Linked DNA regions of Homo sapiens: region 2 is linked to region 1. Evidence: chromatin contacts called from ENCODE Hi-C data. All regions are on one chromosome and are shown on one strand. Each heading gives the region's core, a stretch centred on a gene start or an enhancer-like site at or near the end of the contact. The rest is flanking DNA. Distances are from core to core; before and after follow the strand shown. Region 1 overlaps VTI1A (vesicle transport through interaction with t-SNAREs 1A). Region 2 has its middle 33 kb from the start of HABP2.

Region 1 (7,310 bases), core at 2,188-4,687:
TAAGTAATTATACATAGTCAAAGAAAAAAATCTGTTTAAAATCAGGCTATGCCTTTATCAATACATTTCATTTAAATTATCAGTGATGTTTTCAGTTAATAACTTAAGAATCAAGTTTTTAAGGAAAATTGCAAGAAGCATATTTACCAGGTCCTGTTACATAAAGAGGGGGAAAATGCTGCTCTGGTCCTTAACAACCCGTGTATTTAAGCCAAGGTTGGTATAGGAAATAATTTTTTTGTGGCACATGGAGATTACTACACTAGACCATAGGCAAGATAGCAAAAGAGGTCTTCGGTGCTCCCCGTGTATTTTGGCACCCAGCCTTTTCCTTCCACTCTTCCCCTCTCAACATTTTTGGTCACCTTTTAGCATTCTAGGTCTCCCCACTGTAACCCCATCCAGGCCATTCTGTTTCAGAAATGCATTCCCTATTGAAAACTTAGCCCTTGAAAGACACTACTGCTACTGAGAAACCAATCTGAGGACGGTACATCACACTAAGACTTGATCTTGGGGCACAACTGAGTTTTATAAGGAGAGTGGAAATGGGGACATGTGATATTATTAACTCTCTGGATGCTTTGCCTCTGCTTAAAACAGTCCACTGTTTTCCATGCTCCGTTGGATCTCAGATAAGCCCCTCATCACTCGATGCCTTTCCCCTGCTTTAGTTCTTTTTATCGCATATATCAATACCTGGAATCATTTTATAAACTTGTTGGCTTATTGTCATCACCTCCTGCAGAATGTAAGCTCCAGGAGAGCAGGAACTTTGCTTTCTTTACTGCTATAAACCCAGCATCTGCAAGAGGAGTTGGCATAGAGTAAGGACTTAATAAATATTCATCAAATGAAAGGATTAACTTCTTGTCATGCCTCTTCTGAGCTGGGTAGTTTTCCCTTAACTCGGTTGTTTTTTCCCAAAAGAACAAATTTAGGTAGTCATCAGACCTGTGATTTTACTGATATGGTTGTTTGGGATGAGCTGACTTTTTTCTTTAAAGGGCCAATTTAAAGTTGACATGAAGAAAACAGTTAAGTAAATACTAACTCAGATGGGTGCCCAGGCACAGGAGGATCAGGAAAATGGTATCTGGGTGTCTGGAAAACGCTATTCGATCAAAAAAACACTAACTGAAAAATCCACCATTATATTAGCAGATAACATTCAAGTAAGTAAAAAACTGGCCTACATAACTCATCTTGAAATTATTATGAGCCAACCTTTTCAATCTTCCATGATGTGCACCGTGTTCATGGTTCTCTTAGAATTGTCATCAGCGTTGCAGGTTATAAGTTATATGGATAAAATTAAAACCAAAACTTACCCATCACATTTGAGCCCAAATATTTCCTCTTTTAAGTTGTACCCCTAACTTTGAAATCAGGGTTAAACCACAGGCTTATTTTTTCTTATAGTCATTTTTTTTAATATTTGGGTTCAATCATACCTGGTAATTTGGTATGTAACGATGGGGTAGGCTTGAGAATATTCAAGAACAAATTGCACCATGTTATTCAGTTCTCCCTAATCTTACAAAATATGAAAAACCACAAATTACTGAATTTTAATACTTCCTGAATCTTCCAGCAAAAAGGAGGAAGATAGCACCTAAATGAATAATCTAAACACTGAAAAAGGGATGGGAGGAGAGAGAGAATCCCAAGCATTAAACCATATTGGCCTACCAATTATTATGATTGTTTTCAAAATCACAGTTTTACAGAAAAAAAATTGTTTTTATGGTGCCAGGTTTGTGGAGTCCTCTTTGTTAAAACCTTAGTAAATGAAGTTATGAAACTGAGACTAGTTTATTCTGGAAGCTTCTTAGTTGGGGGATAAGACAGCTGGATGAACTGGGAGGACAGTAAACGGTGGAGGTGGAAACCTTCTTGTTCATAAAAATACTGTTTTTCATATGTTAAAAAAAAAACTTTATCTCACGCTTTTCATCAAGAGCTGTAATCAGTGAGCCTGTGTACTTCCTTTTCCCTGCCAGATAGTTGTTCCTGGCTGGAAGACATTTTATGATATTTATTTGATGACACACACCTGCTGAGTGGATGAAAAGCAACTGTTCCTGGGGATGACCTACTTCAAGGGCGCAGTCAGCTTCTGAGGCCTTCAGCAGGTTATCCTGAAATCATTTTAGTTCACCTTGATATCACCTGTTGAACATATCTAAGACTGGTGTATTCGCAGACTTGTTGTAGGCACAGTTGCTAACCCCAGGGAAGAGATTTCGGAGTCAGTAACTACTTTGTCAGTGTATTGAGACTGGGAAGACACGCTGCTTTACCAAACCTACTCTGAGCATATGGAGTGCTGTTCTTGGCACTCGGGATGCGCATCAGCCCAGGGACCTGCCAGCTGGGAGCGGACCCCTAGAAGGGGATCTAGTGGGAACATAAGTAAGTATGGTCCAGCACAGAAGGGATGGATCTGAGGAAGAAGGCATGGAGGATGAGGATCCGAGGTGAGGGAAAGGGCCATGAAAAAATTTCTGACGAAGTGTTCTCCTGGGAGTTTCCAGCACAGAGAGAGATTTCCAGTTGAGATCAGGGAAGAGCAAGGAATATTTGAAATGCATGGAGACACTGTCACCAGTTCATCCTTTGAAGGCAACATGTCTTGGCATGTTCATTTCTATTCTACAAACATTTATGGAACACATGCTGTTGAGACATGGCAGGCCTTAGGTAGTGAAGATAAAATATAAATAATCCATGTCGCTCTCCCAACATGTATACTCTAGTGAGAAGACATAACTAAGCAAATTTTATTATAAATTTGAGTATAACATACCCATATGTGTACACAAGGAGTTCTTAGCTAAGTTGGGGTTCCTGGAGTTGGTGATACCTGGCCTGAGCTTTGAAGAATAAGTGTGTGTTAGCCAATGAAGAGAGAACAGGGACATGGAGGCCTTAAAACAATATGTTGTGCCCAGGAGCTACAGATTGACCATCCCTACTCTGAAAATCCAAAATTCAAAATGCCCCAAAATCCAAGTTTTTGAGCCCCAATATGATGCTCAAAAGGAATACTCACTGGAGCACTTTGGATTTCTGATTTTTGGATTAGAGATATTCAACTGGAGTGTTATTTTGCATATATTCCCAAATCCAAAAAAAATTAAAAACTCAAACACTTCTGGTCCCAAGCATATTGGATAAGGGATACCCAACCCCTACAAACTGTTCCGTTTTACTTGAGGAAAAAAGACAAGGCGGGAGCCAGGGTTTGAGCCAGTGGTACCTTAGAGGGGCTGTAGGTTCCCCACCACCCCAAGAGCCCCTTGCCATGAATGCTGCCAGGGCCACCCCAAGCAAACATAGTTGGAGTAAGAGGACTGTGCTTGCTATGTAAACGCAGCTTCGTAACAAGTGCCGTTGCACCTCTGCTGCCCTAAGCTCCTCTGTATGGAAAATCTAGAGATTCCACCGAAGGGACATTGGCTCAGTGCTGAGAGTTGGAAGCTCTGAGTCATGACTGAGTTGGAAGCTTACATGTTGATTTACAAGGCGTCTTTGCCCATTACATTTATTTACATGTCCAGAGGTCATGGCCTGAAAGGCTTGGCTCCAAATATGATGTGCCCTTTCTATTGTTGATGATGTGACTCTCCATTCAGTTCTCTTTTTCTCTTCTCCTGGTTATCTGTTGCTGAGTAGCAAACCACCCTAGAAATGCAGTGACTTCAGCAGCAGTCTCTCAGGATTTTGGCGGGTTAGGAAAATCAGGGGTTGCTTGGCTGGGTGTTCTGGCTCAGGGTCTCTCATGAGCCTTCTTCAGACAGAGATCAGAGCTGGAACTATGTAGGGGGGACAGGAGCCTGGAGTAGCTCGGGACTGGCTGGGCACCTTTCTCTTTCTGTCATTAGTCAAAAGGCCCTTCCATGTGGTCTCCCTGCATATGCTGGTTTGGGCAATCTTACGGTATGGCAGCCTCAGACTTGGCAGCCCAGGGCACCTAAGGTGAGAGCTACAAAAGCAAGAGGCAGAAGCTGTGTGGCTTTTTCTTACCCAATCTAATAAGTCACACAGTGCCACATTCTGTGCCTCATTCTACTCAGCAAGACAGTCGCAAGGGCCTGCCGAGGTTTAAGGGGATGGGATGTGACACATACCCCACTCTTTGATGCAGGGGTGGCAGGTTGACGAAGACCAGTGGGGCAGGAAATATTGTTGCAACCAGTTTTGGAAAATACAATCTGTCACATCCCCGAAGAACATTTTCATCCACTCACATAATCCTTTAAGTTACCTAAAAATTAATTTACTCATTACGGTGTCGCCCACAACCTTCCTTGCTCCCTTCCCACAGCAAAATCCAAGGCCTCAGTGCACACACACAAACCACAAAACTCCTGTTGTCTGAATGAGAGTCAGTCACTCAAGTGTGTACTGTCCCCATCAAGATGACAACATTTTATAAGGATGTATCCTGTTGCCCCATCTTCTAGGAATTTGCACTTCCATCCATTGTTAAAGCCAAATATTGCTCAGATCTTTCATGGAGAGGCCCCTTTGAATCTAACCCCTGCAAACTAGAGACTCAGGAGTGAATGATTTCAAATCTCTATTTGCTCTGCACCTGGGAGATTGATGGTACTCTCATAACAAGTTTGGTCAATGGCATTTAGTGGAGTACTGAATGCTTCAGGGAGTGAAAAAAGAGAAACTGAAAGAAAGGCCCAGATTTTGGGCTCAAGGAACTTTACAAACTGAAGCATTAGCATGTTCGTGGTAAGAAATCTTCTGATTTAAACAAATGATGTAAATTTTACATTTTTTAGTAAGCACTACTTCAAGTGTGCTATCTTTAATGAAGACTTTAATTCTTGTTTTTACACATATGTAGAAAACAGAAGTTGAGTTCTTCAAACATTTGTTATCAAAAATATAGGATATATAAGCACTGAATTGGAAGATTTTTTCCCCCTTGGATAATCTAGAAAAGAATATAGCTCTATTCTGAAATCCCTTCTCATTCAAGAGTTATCCAAGCAAATAGTGTTGACCAAGGTGTTGAATGCACCAGTAATAATAATGCTACCCTTTCATAAAGCTAAGTAATCAGGAATAATGCTGAAAATAAGAAGACAGTCATTTATTTACTCTGTTTGGCATTGTTAGTACTAATAATGCATTTCAACACAGTAAAATTGCTAGATAATGCTTTTGTGACTTTTATGCAGGTTATTGTTATTTAAATGAACAGTCGACTGCACTGTAATGAAGAAATGCATGCTTTTCCCAACTCAGTTATCAACCAGAATTCTAGGAAAATGAGAATTTGTGTCTGCTTTCATTCACAGAGCAAACTAGAGGTCAGTGTTTTCAATATGAACCTTTTTTTAGCTTTTCAACAGTGAATAATTAGGAGCTGCTGCTTCTGAAATTACCTGTATTCACTGTAGAGAAGGAAAGACTTTTATCTTTCACGATGAAATACATTTTCTCATTCAAACTTTGTCATTCTTTTTTTAAATGGCATTTTACATCACTGAGTCGATCCTCGGTAGTAAAATAAAAGAAATATATTTTGTGAGCTGCAATAGCCTTGTTTATTCAATTTTACTTCCTTAAATTTCATCTCCTCCTTGAAAAATGATCCAAATGCAAAAATGGGTTTAAAGCAGTTGAATGTACAAAGCAATTATCCACATAAAATGCTATTATACAAACATACATGTTCCTTGCACTTTGATTAAATGGAACTGATTCTTGATCCTTATCGATTATGTGCTTCTATTGTTTTTTTAACAGCTTTATTGAGATATAATTTATATGTTATATAATGCGCCCATTTAAAATGTACAATTCAGTAGCTGTTAGGATATTCACTGCATCATGCAACCATCACCACAAACAATTGTAGAACTTTTTTTTTTTTTTTGAGGCAGAGATTTGCTCTTGTTGCCCAGGCTGCAGTGCAATGGTGCGATCTCGGCTCACCGCAACCTCCGCGTCCCAGGTTCAAGCGATTCTCCTGCCTCAGCTTTCCGAGTAGTTGGGATTACAGGCATGCGCCACCACACCCTGCTAGTTTTGTATTTTTAGTAGAGACGGGGTTTCTCCATGTTGGTCAGGCTGGTCTCAAACTCCCAACCTCAGGTGATCTGCCCGTCTCAGCCTCCCAAAGTGCTGCGATTACAGGCGTGAGCCACGACACCCAGCCCAATTGTAGAACATTTTTATCACCGCAAAAAGAAATCTGGTATCCATTAATAGTCACTCCCACTTTCCTGCCAGCCCCTGACATCCACTAGTATACTTCCTGTCTCTATAGATTTGCCTATTCTAGATATTTCTTATAAATGGAATCATACTATATGTGGTATTTTGCGTCTGGCTTCTTTCACTTAGCATAATGTTTCAAATCTTCTTATTGACAAATAATATTCCATTGTATGGATACATAAATTTTATTTGTCCATTTATCAATTGATGAACATTTGGGTTGTTTCTACTTTTTGAATATTATGAACAATGCTGTCATGGACATTTATGTACAAGTTTTTGTGTGAACATACACTTTCATTTCTCCTTGCTGCCTACTTAGGAGTAGAATTGCTGGGTCATGTGGTAACTTTGCATAGCTTTTGAAAAACTGCCAAACTATTTTCTAAAGTGGCTGCACTGTTTCCCAGTCCCACCAGCAATGAATAAGTGTTCCAATTTCTTCACCTCTTCACCAGCACTTGCTTTTGTGCATCTTTTATATTATAGTTTTTCAAGTAGCAGTGAGGAACTATCTCATGGTGGCTTTGGTTTGCATTTCCCTAATGTCTAGATGTTGAACATTTTTTCATGTGCTTATTGGCCATTTGTATTTCTTCTTTGGAGAAATGTCTGATTCTATTGAGTTTTTAAAAATTCTTTTGCCTCACCTCAGGCATGTGGTTAGCAGAACCATTAGAAACAAATATATCTTCCTAAAGGGAGGGATTTTCAAACAAATGTATACGTTGAAGATGTTCTTTTTACCATGGTAGTATTTTAGATTAGGCGATAACTGAATTGTTCTCAGGAAGCAATTTGCTTCTAAAACTTTGTTTTCCGTTTGGTTAGCGATACGGATATTAGTGGTCCCAGAAGCATACCTAGAAAGATCAGCTTGTCTAATTAACTCATTTTACCAATTAGGAAAGCAAGGACCTAAGAGGTGAAATATGTGGGTCACATGGAGAATTAATGATAGAGTTGGAATTGTATCCAGGTGGAGTATCTGAAATTCTCTGTTTATTTTAGAGAGAATATAGCACTTTGCCACTAGGTTCTCACTGATTTAAAAAAAAAAA
Region 2 (7,310 bases), core at 3,020-5,519, 800 kb after region 1:
GGTGTTGAGAAGTGTGAGGGATAAAAGACTGCATATTGGGTACAGTGTACACTACTCAGGTAATGGGGGTACTAGAATCTCAGAAATCACCACTAAAGAACGTATCCATATAACCAAAAGCCACGTGTACCCCAAAAACTATTGAAATAAAAATAAACATTAAAAATTGACCTTTATCCCCTTCAGATTTTAGAAAAGGAACAATACGGGGCATGGACCATACATTATGTAACACCACCAGCCACCCATAGGGTCTGCGGTAGCATCCTTGGATCAAACACATTCGTATTTTGCATGAAAACTATAAATATTTACATTTGGTGTGACAAATAATTCTAATTTGCATTATATCAATTCAGGTCAGACTTCACCAATAAATGAGTTTTAGTGCCAAACTTTTGAAAAAAAAAAAAAAAAAAAAAAAGAAGAAGGCCTTTTCTGTTTTCAGAACTTTTTGGATTTCAGAATGACAGGAAGGAATTTTGAACCTGTATTATCATTCATGCCCAGTCAACAGATCAGGAAACTGAGATTGAATGTGTCCATTATTTGCTATATCTCGCTGTCTTCTAATTTTCAGCAACTGTTTCAAGATTTACTCCATCTCTTTTGGGCCAATACTCAAATCTTTTTTGAATCTGAGTTTAGCCACTCCAGGCTTTGGCCCAGCCCCTGCCAGTCGTTCTCCCTGGACTCACCAGCCGGCTGCTGTGGCTGAGTCTCCAGTGCCCAGCTGGGTTCCCCACCCATCGACATGGGGACTTGCCTTCCTCTCTCCCTTGATCTAAACCTAGTTCTTTCTCCTTGTCTCCTCAAAAAGGAATATCTCTGGGCAAACAAAAGGCAAAAATATGGTTCACTTTTACTAAAATGAAACACTTATGGACTCCCCTGCCTGGGACTCCCACCATGGATTGGGAGCTGTTACTGGTGTCTCCAGAACATTCTGCATCTGTCAGACAGTAAATGTTTTGAAGGAGCAGCGAAGGCGCTCTGTCCAAATGCACACATACGTAAGAAACACTGGCTTGCAGGTGGTTCAGAGAATAAAGGAGTCAAATGGTCGTAATAGAGGCGGGTGGGCCTTGCCATGACTCTGAGTTGCACATGGGTACACGCAGGGAAGAAGTATTTGCAGGTGAGGCCCAGGTGAACACTGCATGCAGGCAGCAGGTGGTAAGATGGTGAGTTGGGTCCATTCACCCATGGGAGGGAGTGTGGGTGGCTGAGAGTAGGGGATGGCAGAGTCCACATCAGCTCCTGCTCAAAACCAGAAGCATCTGTGATTGTTGATGCCCTCTCTTTCCTAATTTCTAGCCAAGGGGAAGTGAGTGGTCCAGGACCAGGAGGTCAAAGCTATGGAGGAATTAGGTGGGTGTGCGGGGCTGGGCATGGTGGCCCTCCCTGCTCTGGCTGGGCTGCTGTTCTGCACGGTGATGGATGACTGCTGGCTCCTCAATGAATCACCAATTACCAGCTAACAGGGGTTTGTGGGCCCTTGCTGGTGGCTCTGTGGGGCTGCAGAGAGTTGGGGAACCACCAAATTTGACTTCTGCCTCTTCAGACAGCTCGTGACTGCCTTTCAAGAAGGTAAAAAAGCTTCACTATTCAGAAAGCGAGTGGCCGAGAGAGCTAGGGATAGAAGAGCAAGCAAGCTCAATCACGCCTAGGCAGAAAGAAAACTTTTGCTGAACTGCAGAAGTTCTGTAGTTTACTTGGCTCCCCCGCTGACCCAACTAATGTTCTAACTTTCAAAGAACCAGGTAGGAGTCTGACATGCTCACGGAGAAAAGAGACAGAAAAATCAAATCTTCCCTGAGAACTTTTAAAGTTACTTTCTTCTCTCCATTTCTGAAGGGACTTGGGTCCAAGTTCTTGCCCAGAGAAAAATTGCTCCTGAGAGCTCAGGGAGTGCAGAGAGAGCGTGTGCTTGGGAAGATGCCCCCAGGGGCAGAGGGAATTCTGATAAGGACCCTATAAACAAGAGATGATGCAGATAACAAAACCCCACCCTGGCCCTCAATGGCTCTGAGCCAGGCCCTGTGCTGAGGCTGAGTGTGGGGAACATTATGCTTTGTTATCAATTCTAAAACAAGACTCCACTTCATATTTTGATATCACCAACATTTGGATGTCTCTTACAATTCGTGGCATGTCAGCGTTAAATCCTAGTTTAATTCACAGCATTTTTTTTTTTACTTTTTCCAGTGGTATTTAAAATAATAGTGCATTTTATCACCTGTGGCACCTTAGATTTCTGCAAGTCGGGCTATACCCTATCTTACATATGAGGCCTGGAGAGGTTAGGAAACCTGCCTAAGGCCACACAGCCACTATTTGGACTTGAAACAAGGTGTATCTGGCTCTCAGTCACTGGCTTTCAGTGGGACTAGAGCTGGAGGTCCCATCCTTGCAGGGAAGGGAATGTCCACTCTCCAGGCAAGCATGAGGAGGGACGGGGGGCTTGCAAATCTGGCCCAGCCTGCTGGGCTACTGAATGGGAAGTGCGGTGATGGGACACCGGCAGCACAGGGCTGGTCTCTGTTTCCTGCACACAAGATTCTGTTTTTGTCACTGCTTAGCTCTTAAGCATCTGTTAGTTTTCAGAATCTGCCTCTGAGTTAGAGTCACTTTAACTCAGAGTAACCACATTATCAAAGAAAAAAATAATGGGAATCTTTTGGATCAAGAGTGACTAATTCTTTCAGGGAGGCAGTGTGGAACTGGAAAGAGGCCAAAGATTGAAGTTTGGTACGTCCGGGTTTGAATCCTGATTCTTGCTGCTAAAAGCAAGCTGGCAAGTTGCCTAGACTCTCTGAGCCTCGGTGTTTTCATCTGTAAGATGGGAACAATGACGCCACCTACCTGGAAGTACTGCTGTGAAGATTTTGTGTGTGGAAAATGTCCGGGGCATGGTAGGTGCTTGTTAATCGAAGTTACTATTTTATTGTTGTTCTTATATCTTATCCTGAGGATGATGATGATGATGAAGAAGATGATGAGGATGAATGGACCCAGCAGGGCCTTCTCTCAGTTGTCACACATCTCTGACACTCTCCCCTCCTGGGGCTCGGCCACCCCTGTCCACTTTGCTCCCCAGTTGCTGGGTGGATGTCCTCCCTCTCAGCCTCCTGGCCGGAGGTGCAGCCCTGACTGCGATCCGGGCAAACCCTCTACCGGCCCAGCATGCCCAGGCTCTGGCTCCCTTTGAGAATGGTCCCTTCTGTGAAGAGGTGGCTGAGAGGGGCCGTGAGGGTACCTTTAACGCCCCCAGGGGCCGGCTCCCGCATGGCACTTCCTCCTTCGTTCATTTCAGGCCTCTCAACTCCCAGCTTTTGTGGGTTAAGGGGCAGCACCAGAGGAAACAGCAGTGACAGCCTTGCCCAATAGTGTCTAGGTGTTGTTCACACACTGGGATTTCCTACTGAGGGATGGAGGGCACTCAACTTCCCCCATGGGGTCCTTGGGAGGTTAAGTTGTAGCCCTTTGCCCAGGTGCTCCCAGCGCCCCGACATACCTAATGTGCCCCCAAGACACTCATGCAAGTTGGAGTCCATAACTTAGGCCCTCACTTGGGACCCAAGTATACAGACAGTTACCTCTGTATTCTGTCAACCTCACCACAAGCCAACAGAGACCCAGAGAGGTTAAATGTCAAGTCCAAGTTCACAGAGCCAAGATGCAGACAAAGCCTAGATTTGAATGGCCATGTGAGCTCTGGCCCCTTCCTATACCCAGTGACTCAGGTCAACTGGCAGGATAGCTGTTGTTTGCCATAGAATCTGGGCAAGGCTTAAGCAGCAGAAAAGGGGAAAGGGCCATTTGGGGAAAAGAGCTCAGGGAGAAAAAGCAGGGCTGGAAACCCACCTGCTCGGGGACTGTGGCTGCTTTTCTGAAGACAGAGCTGGGCCCTCAGCCCGCCTCCAGCCCAGTGCAGGAGGGGGCTGGGAGGGCCCCTCATGTTCCTACCCAGCCTTGCACAGGCCCCTTTGGGCTTGCTCCAGAGGAAGATCCTGAATGGTCTGGCTGGAAACTCCCACAAATCTGCTCAGGAAGGCTATCATCACAAGAACTTTCTAGAAAAGGAGGTCCCCATTGCTCCCTTTTAGTCAGAGCCTAGAGCTCCACTCCCATGGATGGTTATAAACCTGACCGAAGAAGACAGGGGAGCGTTTCAGGAATCTCATTCCAAAAATAGCCATCAAATTTCAAATTCCAGCCCACAGCAAGCAGTACAAAGATTCATATCCGCTCCAGTGATGTCTCTGGCTGCCATTCCCTCCTCCCTTTGTCTGGGATTCCTGCCCCAGCCCCCGCACTGGCCCCTGCCATCTCTATTTAGTGAGCTCCCAGACCTTCTCCAAGACCCTGTGCAAATGTCACCTCCTCAGAGATGCCCTCCTGACTCTCTTAGAGCACAGTGCCTCCTCTGGTGCTTCCGATGCCTCTTGGAAACCTGTACTAGGTCTCTCAGTGTACTTGCCCATCATCTCCCCTAGATAGTACAGTGCTTGTAATACAGTAGGTGCTCAATAAATGCAGGTGGAACAAATGCATGCATGCATAAATGGCCATTTTAGCTTCGTTTATGCTGGAAGTTGCAGGGAAGTCATTAGATCTTTGCATCAGCCTGTTGAAGTGCATTTCATCTGAAGATTGTATGACAGTGGTCATAATAAAAGAAACAGTAATTGCTGCCAAGGTCTCTGCTCGCTTGTGAAGCCTGGATGGAGAGGCTGGTCGGACTTGGTCCTGGTAGCCTTGTCTTTACTGTCCTCTTGTGGCCAAAAGTTGCTGCTGCATCTGGAAAAGCTGGCAATTTCAATGAGGCCACAGGGGGATATTTTTACCTGTTGGAGCACAATCTTTTTGGGATCCCTGAGTCATTTTGAGCCCAGTTCCCCATAGACTGTATGTAATGTGATCCTCCTTCTCGGGCCTTGAAAATATGTTAAAATAAATAATAAGCAGCAATTGATAGGGCCTGAGCAGCCGCAAAAAGAGCATTAGAGACTCCATCAACTCTGACTTAGGCCTGTGTTAGGTACTTGGGTGTGGAAGGGAAAAATATAACAAAGTGTGTGACAAATTTATGCACTCAGAGACTTTGCTGTCTATTTCTAACACCTTCATCAAAAGTGAACAATACCATACACTAATAAACAAAAATACCCATTCATCTAGTAGCCAAGGTTTGGAATCAAATGGCCCTGGATGTGTATCCTGGCCCCACCACTGATTGCCTAGGTGACCTCGAAGGAGTCACTTCGTTGCTCTGAATGTCGTTTCCTCATCTGCAAGATGGCCTTTTAGGTGTACCCCCTTCCTCCTTCGCAAAACTATAATGATTAACTGAGATGACATGTGTCAAGCCTTAGCATGGTGCCAGCACAGAGTAAGTTCTCATAAAAGCTAGCCATTATTGTTACAAGTAAGGTTTTTAATTGTCTGATGCAGAGAGAGAACCGGGTGAGATGTGATAAAAACCTGGGTAAATAGACTCTTCAACATGGTTTGTTTTTTTGTTTGTTTGTTTTTCGTTTTTTGTTTTGTTTTGTTTCGTTTTGTTTTGAGACAGCGTTTTGCTCTGTCACCCAGGCTGGAGTGCAGTGGTGCGATCTCGGCTCACTACAGCCTCCACCTCCTGGGTTCAAGCAATTCTCCTGTCTCAGCCTCTCAAGTAGCTGGGACTACAGGCATGTGCCATCATGCCCAGCTGATTTTTGTATTTTTAGTAGAGCCAGGGTTTTGCCATGTTGACCAGGCTGGTTTTGAACTCCTGGCCTCAAGCGATCCACCTGCCTCAGCCTCCCAAAGTGCTAGAATTACAGGCATAAACCACCGAGCCCAGCACCACCATGGCTTTTTTAAAGGCAGATATCTCAGGTATTTTTCTTCTCAGAGCCCATTGCAATCCTGTGTTTATTATTAATATGATAAATTGGTCATGGGCAAGGTGATCCATAGGGCTGCCATTGTCCCAGGCTGCATGGAGGAGGCAGGCTGCTATCAGTTGGCTCTAGCCAGAGTCTGTTTGCTTCGCTCTTTCCCGCCTTACGCATGGCAGACATCACTAATCGATTACAGATCTCTTTCACATAGATCATGAATATAATTTCAGAATTATTCTCATAATACAGCTCCAGGCAGTTATAACAGTTAAGCAGAATGGGAAAATGGCATACAATCTAATTTACCTTTCCAGCTCTTGGCACATGGGTAGATTAAAGATGTATAGAGGAAGGAGGAGAGCATTTTAGCTGGAGGCAGTAAAGGAAGTTGAATTATGAGTGAGAGATCTGATAGGAAAAGGAAGGAAATTAAAGACAGGCTGGGTTATGGAGCCCCTTGACTTCAGGCTGACTTAAAGCAGTAGGCAACAGGGAATCGCCAAAGGCTGCTGGGCAAGAAACCGTGGTAACGGTCCTATGGGGGCAAGATATCTCTGGCAGCCAGTGCCAGGTGGATTGCAAAGGGACTGAGTAGGAGGGCTGGAACTCAGGACAAGCTGCTGAGGGATGCTGGAAAGGAAAGCTTGGTGGACGCGCTGACTCCTGGCACATTAAGAATGAAGAAAGTGGTGCCATCCAAATGGTTTCTCCGACCTTGACCTCCACAGGCTGGGAGAATAACAGCACCTCCACCAGGAAGTGTGGTTGGGCACCGAGGAGAGAATGTGCTTTGTTTCAGGCATGTGGATTTGGAGAGCCTTTGGGACATCTATGCAATTTCCTGTGGGCAGCTGTAAATGGGAGACTGGAGCCAGAGCTAGAGCTACAGATATTAGAAAGAAAAGAGAGAAAAATAGTTCATGCTTTCTGGGCCCAGCCTCGCTTTTACTCAAAGCAGTTTGGGTAGGAAAAGAAAGAGCACATTCAGGAAAAAGACGAACTGGGCGAAGGTCATGGCTTAATTAAGAGGCATTCACTGCGATATGGTTATTCCAAAAGACACTGCATATCTGGGTCAAGTATCCTTTTCACAATAACACCTAAAATGAGTAGGAAAAATTTTTTTTGGTAACAGGGAACAGTAAGTCTCATGCACAGGAGTCCTAATGTCCCTGTTGCTAAGAAAGAAAGTACATATTTCACTGAAATACCCGAACAATCAGAAGGGAGGTCAGAGGGACAATTCCTTTATTAGAAGACTCCATTTCCTAATGGGTAATAAAGTCACTTGGACTCTAAGGTCAAACAGACCTAGATTTGAACCTCAGCTCCACTACTTCCTTGCTGTGTGACCTTGGGCAAGATACTTAACCTCTCTGAACCTTGGTTCCTTCATCCATAAAGTGGAGATAATAGAGT

The links. Hi-C counts contacts between places; a loop is a spot of excess contacts on that map. Pooled maps may share reads with other maps.
Region 2: a loop to region 1 is called in a pooled map of heart left ventricle, with 2.4 times the contacts of the local background. The contact joins two enhancer-like sites. A Hi-C loop is called at or near these places in 3 of 168 maps with a recorded cell type or tissue (GM12878, HCT116 and Right ventricle myocardium inferior), 10 of 37 single-sample maps with no recorded cell type and 21 of 50 pooled maps.

Annotation. Positions count from the first base shown.
Region 1 is chr10:112,713,659-112,720,968 of GRCh38, forward strand. All of the region lies in intron 7 of VTI1A (vesicle transport through interaction with t-SNAREs 1A), which reads left to right. Among named protein-coding and RNA genes, the nearest start is that of MIR4295, 83 kb to the left of the region's middle. Within about 2 kb of position 3,438, at least 4 of the 41 ENCODE cell types and tissues checked have a DNase peak (open chromatin) inside an H3K27ac peak, as active enhancers do.
Region 2 is chr10:113,516,607-113,523,916 of GRCh38, forward strand. No RefSeq gene overlaps it. Among named protein-coding and RNA genes, the nearest start is that of HABP2, 33 kb to the right of the region's middle. Within about 2 kb of position 4,270, at least 2 of the 41 ENCODE cell types and tissues checked have a DNase peak (open chromatin) inside an H3K27ac peak, as active enhancers do.